2 separate regions of the Homo sapiens genome follow, and region 2 is linked to region 1. The links are chromatin contacts, found by Hi-C or POLR2A ChIA-PET in ENCODE. All regions are on one chromosome and are shown on one strand. Each heading gives the region's core, a stretch centred on a gene start or an enhancer-like site at or near the end of the contact. The rest is flanking DNA. Distances are from core to core; before and after follow the strand shown. Region 1 overlaps NR3C2 (nuclear receptor subfamily 3 group C member 2). Region 2 holds the start of MAP9 (microtubule associated protein 9).

The links. A loop is a pair of places that touch in the nucleus more often than their neighbours do. ChIA-PET counts read pairs that join two places held with the same protein, here RNA polymerase II (POLR2A).
Region 2: a map of CD8-positive, alpha-beta T cell shows a loop between it and region 1 (18-fold over the local background). The contact joins the promoter of MAP9 here to the enhancer-like site in region 1. A Hi-C loop is called at or near these places in 1 of 168 maps with a recorded cell type or tissue (CD8-positive, alpha-beta T cell). POLR2A ChIA-PET finds 5 or more read pairs at or near these places in 1 of 52 experiments (CD4-positive, alpha-beta T cell).

Annotation. Positions count from the first base shown.
Region 1 is chr4:148,374,213-148,378,598 of GRCh38, reverse strand. All of the region lies in intron 2 of NR3C2 (nuclear receptor subfamily 3 group C member 2), which reads left to right. Among named protein-coding and RNA genes, the nearest start is that of NR3C2, 66 kb to the left of the region's middle. Within about 2 kb of position 2,283, at least 8 of the 41 ENCODE cell types and tissues checked have a DNase peak (open chromatin) inside an H3K27ac peak, as active enhancers do; they include CD4-positive, alpha-beta T cell and CD8-positive, alpha-beta T cell, where a contact is called at or near this core.
Region 2 is chr4:155,375,594-155,379,941 of GRCh38, reverse strand. It overlaps MAP9 (microtubule associated protein 9), which reads left to right and starts at 2,977. Exons shown (of 14, transcript NM_001039580.2): 1 at 2,977-3,171; 2 at 4,028-4,166. The coding sequence starts at 4,092. RefSeq lists an enhancer at 3,095-3,524.

The sequences.
Region 1 (4,386 bases), core at 1,034-3,533:
CACACACTTTTAAACAACCAAATGTCCTAAGAACTCTATCAGGAGAACAGCACCAAAGGGATGGTGCCAAACCATTCATGAGGGATCCACCCCCATGATCCAGTCACCTCCCACCAGGCCCCACCTCCAACACTGGAGATTACAATTCAACATGAGATTTGGCTGGGAACCCATATCCAAACCAATTCAGTGCAGGGTGTGTATATTTTTTTTTTTTTGGTGGAGGTGGGTGTGGGGTGTATATCTTCATTGTTTTATACACTGTTGCCCAGTTCTTCTGCAATTGACAGTCCTACCAGAAGTGTATGAGTCTTCCTCATTTCACATTCTTGCTAACACTGTTATTAATTTAATTTTTTGCTAGTCTGAAGGGGATGAATGTTTTCTTATTGTTATCTTTCAATTACTTTTTCTTTCTTAAGATCCCCCGCCAGCCCCCAGCAACCAGATTGTAGGGAATTTCAATCTTCCTGGTTCATACTCATTGATATTCCTATAACAACCTCTATGGCTCATGTGAAGGAACCAGTGATTAATCGGAGTGGAACATTTGATGAGGTCCCTCTGGCTTTAAGTTTACACTTATCTCCCTGTATATCTGGCATGCCTATTATCTAAGTCTGGGTAACCCTTTGCATTGACACTAAGGCTTCCATGCCATGCTTGCCCGGTCTTCATTTGTACCACACACCCATTTCTTTCTCAGGTTCTGCTGTCTCCCGGGAACTGGGAGGCCCTAATGCTTATATCCCCGAGAAGATCTCTTCTCCACCTGCCACCAAAGGCAAGGAACAGAACAATGGAAACAGAACAGAAATAAAGTCTCAGGAAACTACTCTACTGCAGAAGTATCTGACATTGCCTTGGTGATTCCTCTACTTAGTATTCAAGCTCCCATGAGATGCCTCTTCCAGGCTGTAAGAGTTTATCTACTCTTTACAAATGTTCACTGTCCTGCTGTTATGATGATTGTTACTATGATATAGGACACTACCTCAAAACCTTTTTTCTTTGCATCATTTCCCAGCTGCCTACTGCTTTGCTGCTTCCCCCAAATTCATCTGCTTTTTCCTTACCTTTTCTCTTTCACATTCTTGCCAGTTGCTGTGCCCCCTCTGCCACTGAGCCAATCCCTTGTCTCAGTTTGTGGACAGCATCTATTTTTAAATAAAACTCTCTTTGCTGTCCCCTACTTTTGGGAAGAGCTTCACAATAATTGAAAAGACATGTTTATTCCATAGGAAACACCATCATTAAGTTTTCTTCTCCACATTAGCCACAGGCTAGTGCCCTCATACCATGCAGGTGTGGATGCCACATTCACCTCCTGAGACACTTTCCTTGAACTCTTATCTAAAATTTTATACTCTTCTTCCTGCCCCAAATCACATCCCCTCATTCCTCGTTTATTTTTTCTCTTTAGCAACAATCACTATCTAATAATCTATACATCATATGTATTTACCTTTCTTTTGTCTTCCTTCCCTACCAGAATAAAATGTCAGTGAGAAAACTAAAAGTTAAATTAGAAATATGTTGTCTTTTATATTGGTAGTCAAGATTTAAAAAGTGTGACCTAAGCAAATATGTTACCCCAGATATAATATGTAAAGAAATTGAAATATTAGTATACTTAATTTTAATTTCCATTTTATTTGGGCATAATTTCAAAAAAAGTATAACTTTGAGGAAAAAGAGTTTTTGTTGTTGATTTTAATATGTTGGTTATAAAACTAAGTTTTCATTACTGAAAATAAATTAGGAATATCCTGTATTAAAGTACTGATTGACTCTCTAATATAATTTTTCTGTTATTTAGTCTATTTTTAAAAATTTCTAATAACATAAGGATATGTATTAAATCTTACCAACAAAATTTTAGTTAAAGCTTTTGTTTCAGGTTTAGCTGCCCTTGGACGGCAGAACTACCTGTACTGCCAAACATCATGCTTAAGCTTTTGAAATTCTAAAGTTAAAACTAAATTAATAGATAGGTTGCATTTTTATAAGTAAAATAAATGATTACTGAAAGTTTAAGCTAAAACTCTTGGAGCTCTCTCTTACCCTTTTAAAGACTCATTTGGCCATATTTTGAGAGTCACTGAGGACAGAGAAATGTAAAAAGGAAAGGGTCTATTGCATGTGGGGCTACATTCCTTCTTTCTTTCTACAATATTTGAAACACACAAAACCAGCAGCACTACACTGAGCCCTTTGTTCTTCCTGTTGGGCAAAACACTAGATAGCTTACTGTAAATATGGCCAACTGCCAAGCTGTGGCGCAGATTCTTTTTTTTAAATACTGTAAACTGGCACAGGCTCAAGAATTACAGTTCTTCCTTCCTTTTATTTACTTTCTCCTTCTACACCAAAGAGTTTCATCTATGGCAAGAGAGAAAAACAGTTGTTGTGGTTAAAATGCCCAGTCGTCGTGGGTTTTTTTTTTTTTTTTTGCCTTACTCCTGACCTTGAATAGATTTCTTTTAAAATAAGCAGAATAACGTTATTATTCTTAAATTTTAAAAGAGCTATGTCCTTTCATGACCAATGTAAAGGACTGAAGTAGAAAAGTGGGATGAGAACTGAGTTGAATTCATAATATTTGTTAATAGCATTCTACTTTAAAAATTGATTTTGTATTGGTGACTTCCTAATTCTCTTTTGTTAATGTCAGAGATATTATCTTGGTTTCACTTATAGTGATCTTAGAATACTTTGGTCTTAGATTTCATTTTTAATGCACCTGCATTATTTTTGACATTAGTAACTTGCTTCCCCTTGTGTTGGAATTTGTATGGCTGCAACTGAGTTGAAAAGAGGCACAGGGAAGGGTGCGGAGTTCTGCTTTTCAGCTGTAGGGTGTGTCTCTTTTGAAACTGTTTTTTTTAATTCAAGAAAAAGCTTGGAAATTTTGTATTTTTTGAAAGAATTATTTGCTATGCGTATTAAAATAGACGAGCAAAACACCAAGGATCTGCATTATTAAAATGACATGCCTCTCACAAAAAAGAGAGATGTCAGAAATCAGTAGATACATTTTTGATGTAAATACCATCTTGTCAAATATATTTTAAATTTTTGATATAAATACCATCTTGTCAAATACTTTAAATTTTGCAGGGTTTTTTTTTTTTTCTTTCTTTGAGATAGAGTCTTGCTCTGTCGCCCAGGCCAGAGTGCAGTGGTGCAATCTCAGCTCACTGCAACCTCCACCTCCCGGGTTCAAGCAATTCTCCTGTCTCAGCCTCCCGAGTAGCTGGGATTATAGGTGCCCACCACCACGCCTGGCTGATTTTTGTATTTTTAGTAGAGATGGGGTTTCACCATGTTGGCCAGGCTGGTTTCGAACTACCGACCTCAAGTGATACGCCAACCTCGGCCTCCCAAAGTGGTGAGGATACAGGCGTGAGCCACTGCATCCAGCCGATTTTGCAGTTTTATTGATGAATTTTGTACAGGGAAACTTCTAGGTCTGAGTAGAAATTAAATGTATATTGTAATTATTTTTTCAAAACATCAAAATAAGATTTTATTTATTGTCTTTACCCAATGCACTGACCATTAAAATTATTTTATACAGTAGCCACGTGACAACATATTTACTTTTTCATTTCACTCATTAATCTGTTTTCTTTTAAGAAGGAAATCTCACTAGATGTAAATACAAGGATATTTGTCTTGTTTTCAGATATAATGAAAAGTAGAGGGTGTTATGTTTATAATCAGATTTTGTGTCAGTCTTTTTGGGAGATACAGGGGGATTTCAGAAAGCACAGGTGATTAACCAGAGATAGGGAGCCTGCTTCTACTAAGCTGCTCTACCAGTTACTGGGATGAATTTTTCAGTAGTGTCATATATTTTTAATTTTAGGGGGATTTTCATTGGACTGATTGAAAATAATTTTAAAACTTGGGTAAAATATTGGCTACTTTGCCTCAGTTCCCTTACACAAATGAAAATTTAGGTTATTATACTGAGGTCTGAGCATCCAGGAAGTTCTTTTATACATTGACATATATAATTAACAATTGTTATTTTTTCTATTTTCTCTAGAATTTTCATGTACAGTTTCACCTGTATACTGGATAAAGTTATTAAGCTGGGAGTTAAGAGGCAAGCTTCTTACCCTGGCCTTCATTGAATAATAATCTGACCTTGAGGATATTGAGTCTTTCTGGGCCCGGTTTCCTCATCTGTGAAATAATGAGTAGGACTAGGCCTTCTTAGAAGTTGCTTCCAATGTGAAGAGTCTAGACAAAATTCTATGATTATTTTGCCTTTTTAAGAGACTGGAATTTATGAATAATGAGAACATGATATTCTAATGTAGTGAATATTTAATTTATATTCAAAGAATGTAGGTGTAGAGTGTTGCATAACTTGAG
Region 2 (4,348 bases), core at 1,728-4,227, 7.0 Mb before region 1:
TATTTGTGTTCCTCTTGTGTGCCACAAAATTTGCCTAGGTACTGTGAGTGTAAAGATGAAACAGATAAGATTACTATTCTTGTTGAGGCTCAGTCTAGTCATTGTTTTTTAAACAGAATAGAACATATCAGAGTGGGACACCGTAAGGGAAAGAATGATTTGATGAAGTTATTTCACATACTGTGTGTGTATATACATGTACAAAATGTTTCTTATTGTAGGTCTTGTTCAAAAAAGTTTGATAGCCATTACTCTAGTGCGGTGGTTTTCAATTGAGGTGATTTTGTCCTTCAGAGGATATTTGACAATGTCTAGAGATATTTTTGATTGTCACAGCTTGGAGGGTGCTACTGGCATCTAGTGGGGTGGAGAGTGGGATGCTGCTGACCATTCTACTATGCACAGGACAGCCCCCACAGCAAAGAATGATTCTGCTCAAACTGTCAATTTTGAGAAACTGCTGCTGTTAAGAAACTGATTCTAGTGGAAGAGACAGGCACGTAAACACATGAAAGAGAATAGGGACGGGAATTAGAGGGAAGGTGGAAGGTGAGCTTGGTAAGGAGAGGGAAAGCGGGGGAACCACAGTTACTGACTCACCAGCTCTACTGGGCACTGTCCTGAGTGGGGAAATAATTTTATCATATGTATTTGTGCAAAGTATTGTATGAAATCTTTAAAATGGCACTGGAAGGGGTTGGTATTATCCCAACCTATGAATGCACAAACTGGGGTTAGGAGTGTCTAAGTAACATACCTGAGGTCACACAGAAAGTTGCGAGCTGGGGCCGGGCATGGTGGCTCATGGCTGTAATCCCAGCACTTGGGGAGATGGAGGCAGGAGGATCGCTTGAGCCCAGTAGTGGGCAAAAAAAGTGAGATCCTGTCTCTAAAAATAAAATAAAATTGTAAGCTGGGATTGATGCACTATTACTCTGAAATACGTTGGGTCAAAGAATTTGGATGATCAATGGACAAGTTTTGTGTCCCAGAGGAATGATGAAGTGAGAAAGTTGAAAGTGCTGAAGAAAGAACTCCATAAGCTACATTGTGGGACTTGGGCTAGCTAGGAAAGGGAAGCAGGAAGCAAAGAGAGCAACTGATAAATTGGGGGAAGATGTGAAAAGCTCAAGAGTCTGGACATCTTAGATGAGATACATGCATTAAAAAAAAAAGAAAGAAAGAAAAAGTAAAAAAAAAAAAAAAGAGTCTAGATGTCTTGATGAGTTCCTAAATAGAAATAACAAGAGAAGAATAACTAAAAAAGGAAGCCATGGGCCTTTTGGAGTGGAGTATTACAGTTTAAGACTTCCAGTACGGAGCCCCACAATTAGGGGTATGGACAAGTGAAAGTCTTGGAGTATTGAGCAAAGAATTCTATTGAATGGAACATGGCCACACCATACCTTGGTGTGATCTCAGGTATTGGATAGGTTGGCTGTAGATATTCAGTGAATGTGGGAGAAGGGCCTATATATCTATTGATGACAGAAACTGAGAAATAGAACATAGAATATTGGCTTGTGAGGAGGAAGGGTTTGGAGTAATAGGAGAGCAGTCACTGAGTATGTGAGGACCTAGGAGAACTTAGAAATCTTCCTTCTACAGCAGTCCCTATTTGAAAAGCCCTCAGGGAGATAGTTTATTCAGAAAATAGTTTTGCTTAGCTAAGATAAGAATGCGATTATAGAGGAAAAAGTGAGAGAATGTTTTACAGTGGAAAGGAGGTTCCAGGAGCATGAGGTGAACCTGGAAGGGTTCAACAGTAGTGCCATGAGTTAATAGAAAATAGGGAGCATTTTCTATTCTGGGTATGTGTGTGTAGAGGTGGTGTACATTTTCAGCTTCATAAATGGATACAGATGAGTGGACATATATATATAATATATTATATAATATATATTATATATATAATATATTATATAATATATATAATATAATATATATATACTATTAGTTCTGTCCATCTAGAGAACCCTGATTAATACAGCATTGTATTTTACTAAATTTCTTATTTCTTGTTATGCACATTTAGTTTTTCAATACATTGATTTATTAAATTTCTATCTCAATGTGATTTGTTTATACAAAATTGAATTAGTGAAATATTAACATATTTTAGAGATGTGGAAAAAATACCAGGTATGAGTTTAATTACTAGTCAATGAATTCATTCAGATAATTCAACTAGGATTAAGCTTTTTAAAAATTAAAAATAGTAAAAATTCATATTATTTTAAAGACTTTCAATAAACGTTTTTGGTTTTTATTTGCTTTAAGAATTTCCTATGCGAATTAAATGATGTTGATTTTGTTTACTTTAGTAGCACATGCTCTTTTAGCCTAGTGGATCATTTTGTTTGGTTTGATTGGAATAAGATTACTCACTAAGTATACAAAGAGGGGGAGTTTTACATTCAAGTAAGATGTCAAATGGGCTTTCAGTTGTGTCCACAAGAGCTGAGGTCTCTCCAGGCCCTTTGCGGCTTAGTTGCATGAAGAGCATATCTAATATCGAATACAATTCCAGGCACTCTTCCAAGTGTTCCACTTGTATTATTTCATTCAATTTTACAGCAACCTTTCAGGTGTCTATTATTAGTACACTTTTGTTTTCCCCCAGAAGAAGAAACTGAGTCATAAAGACCTTAACTTGGGACAATCACGTGTGTAGGAAAGGGGTACCAGGATTCAAACCTGCAGTCGGAAACAGGGTTCTGCAAACTCACTACCGTACTATTCTGTCCCATCCACTGACACCGTACTTCGATTCAGAGAACTTCACGTCCTAACTGTGGCAAAACGACGAATGTGCTTTATTTGCAACACGTGCAGATAAGGACCCTTACTCTATTGGCAAGAGTAAGGCTATCTGGGTGGGAGTTGGGCGGGTCCTGTCTCCTAGGCAACAGCACATGCACACAAGCGACCAATAATGAGCCCCTCTCCAAAGACCCAGGAAGGTGATGTCACTTCCTTCGTCTGGGTGGTTGCCCCAGCGACACGTTGGGCCGAAGAGCGGTGTTGGGTACCCGAGAGACCCGGCGGTGGGGAAGTCACTTCCTCCCGAAGACGCTGTTTCCTAGCAACCGCCCTCCGCCTCTGTTATTAGCCCCTCCTCCTCGCTCGGTCCAGGACCGGCTCTGCGGGCGCCGCCAGGCCCAGACCAAGGTGAGCAGCTCCTACCCGATGCTTGGCTCTTGATTCTCAGGGTCGCGGAGAACTGGCCGCGGGCGTCCGGGGCCGGGAACAGAAAGCGGGACCTGGGGGCCATGGGGGATCCGGACAGAGACCGCGCTTGGACGTGCACGGGCCTGGCGTTCGCTGGTGCTCAGCATACGGCGCGGTGAGGAGCGGCGAGCACCCGGACGTCACCTGGCCTGGTAGGGAACGGAACCCGGGGCGCACAACGCTATGGGCGGCCCTGCCAGGCCTCTGCTCCGAGTACGGGAAACCGCGATTTTAATGCGGCTCATCGCGAAAGCTTCGTCGTTTTGTCTGGCTCTCTTTAACACTTTTGTGAGAGGAAAAATTGGCTTGCAATACATCTCGCTGGCTGTTTGCGGGTTAGCATTACGATCTTTTTCTTTGAATAGCGCTGTATGCAAATATATAGATACATTTTTTTTTTGGTGGTGGTGCTCATAATTTTTACGCCGACGATCCTTTTGATGGCCTTTTAAATAAGACGTGACTTATTTTGAAGGCAATGTTATACTTTAGAAGAGAGGTGAAAAATAAGGTGTTCTATTTTAATTGGCAGCATTTTGTCGTATTAACTTGTAATCATTTATTTGCAGACTTTTTAAGTAGTTGCAAAACTATTTTAGGATAACTTCCATTTGAATTTTTTTAAACAAGCTTGTTATGAGAATTTGCTATTTCTTTACAAGAACCTTTTTAAGTGAAGATGTAGCCCAATGTTCATATCAGATGCTTTTCTTTGACCTTTGTGGGGAGAGTAGAATCAAATGTAATAAAATAAATTCTGAAGCATGCGAAGTCTGATTTGTTTTGTATATTTCAGCTACTATCAGAAGTTGAATTCTAATAATTAGCTATTTTATAAAGGTAACGAGAAAAAATACACTATGTCTGATGAAGTTTTTAGCACCACTTTGGCATATACAAAGAGTCCAAAAGTTACCAAAAGAACTACTTTCCAGGTAAAGTATTTTTATTTGGAATCATTTCACAGTGTAAACACTGTATTAGATGGGTTGAAATTGGTGATTCTAGAACAGTCCTATATAAAGCAGGGGTAAATCTTATATTACTTTTGAGGTTTTGCACATGATCATGTTTGGGCTCCATCCAGTATTACAAACTCCCCTATATGGTTTTAAGA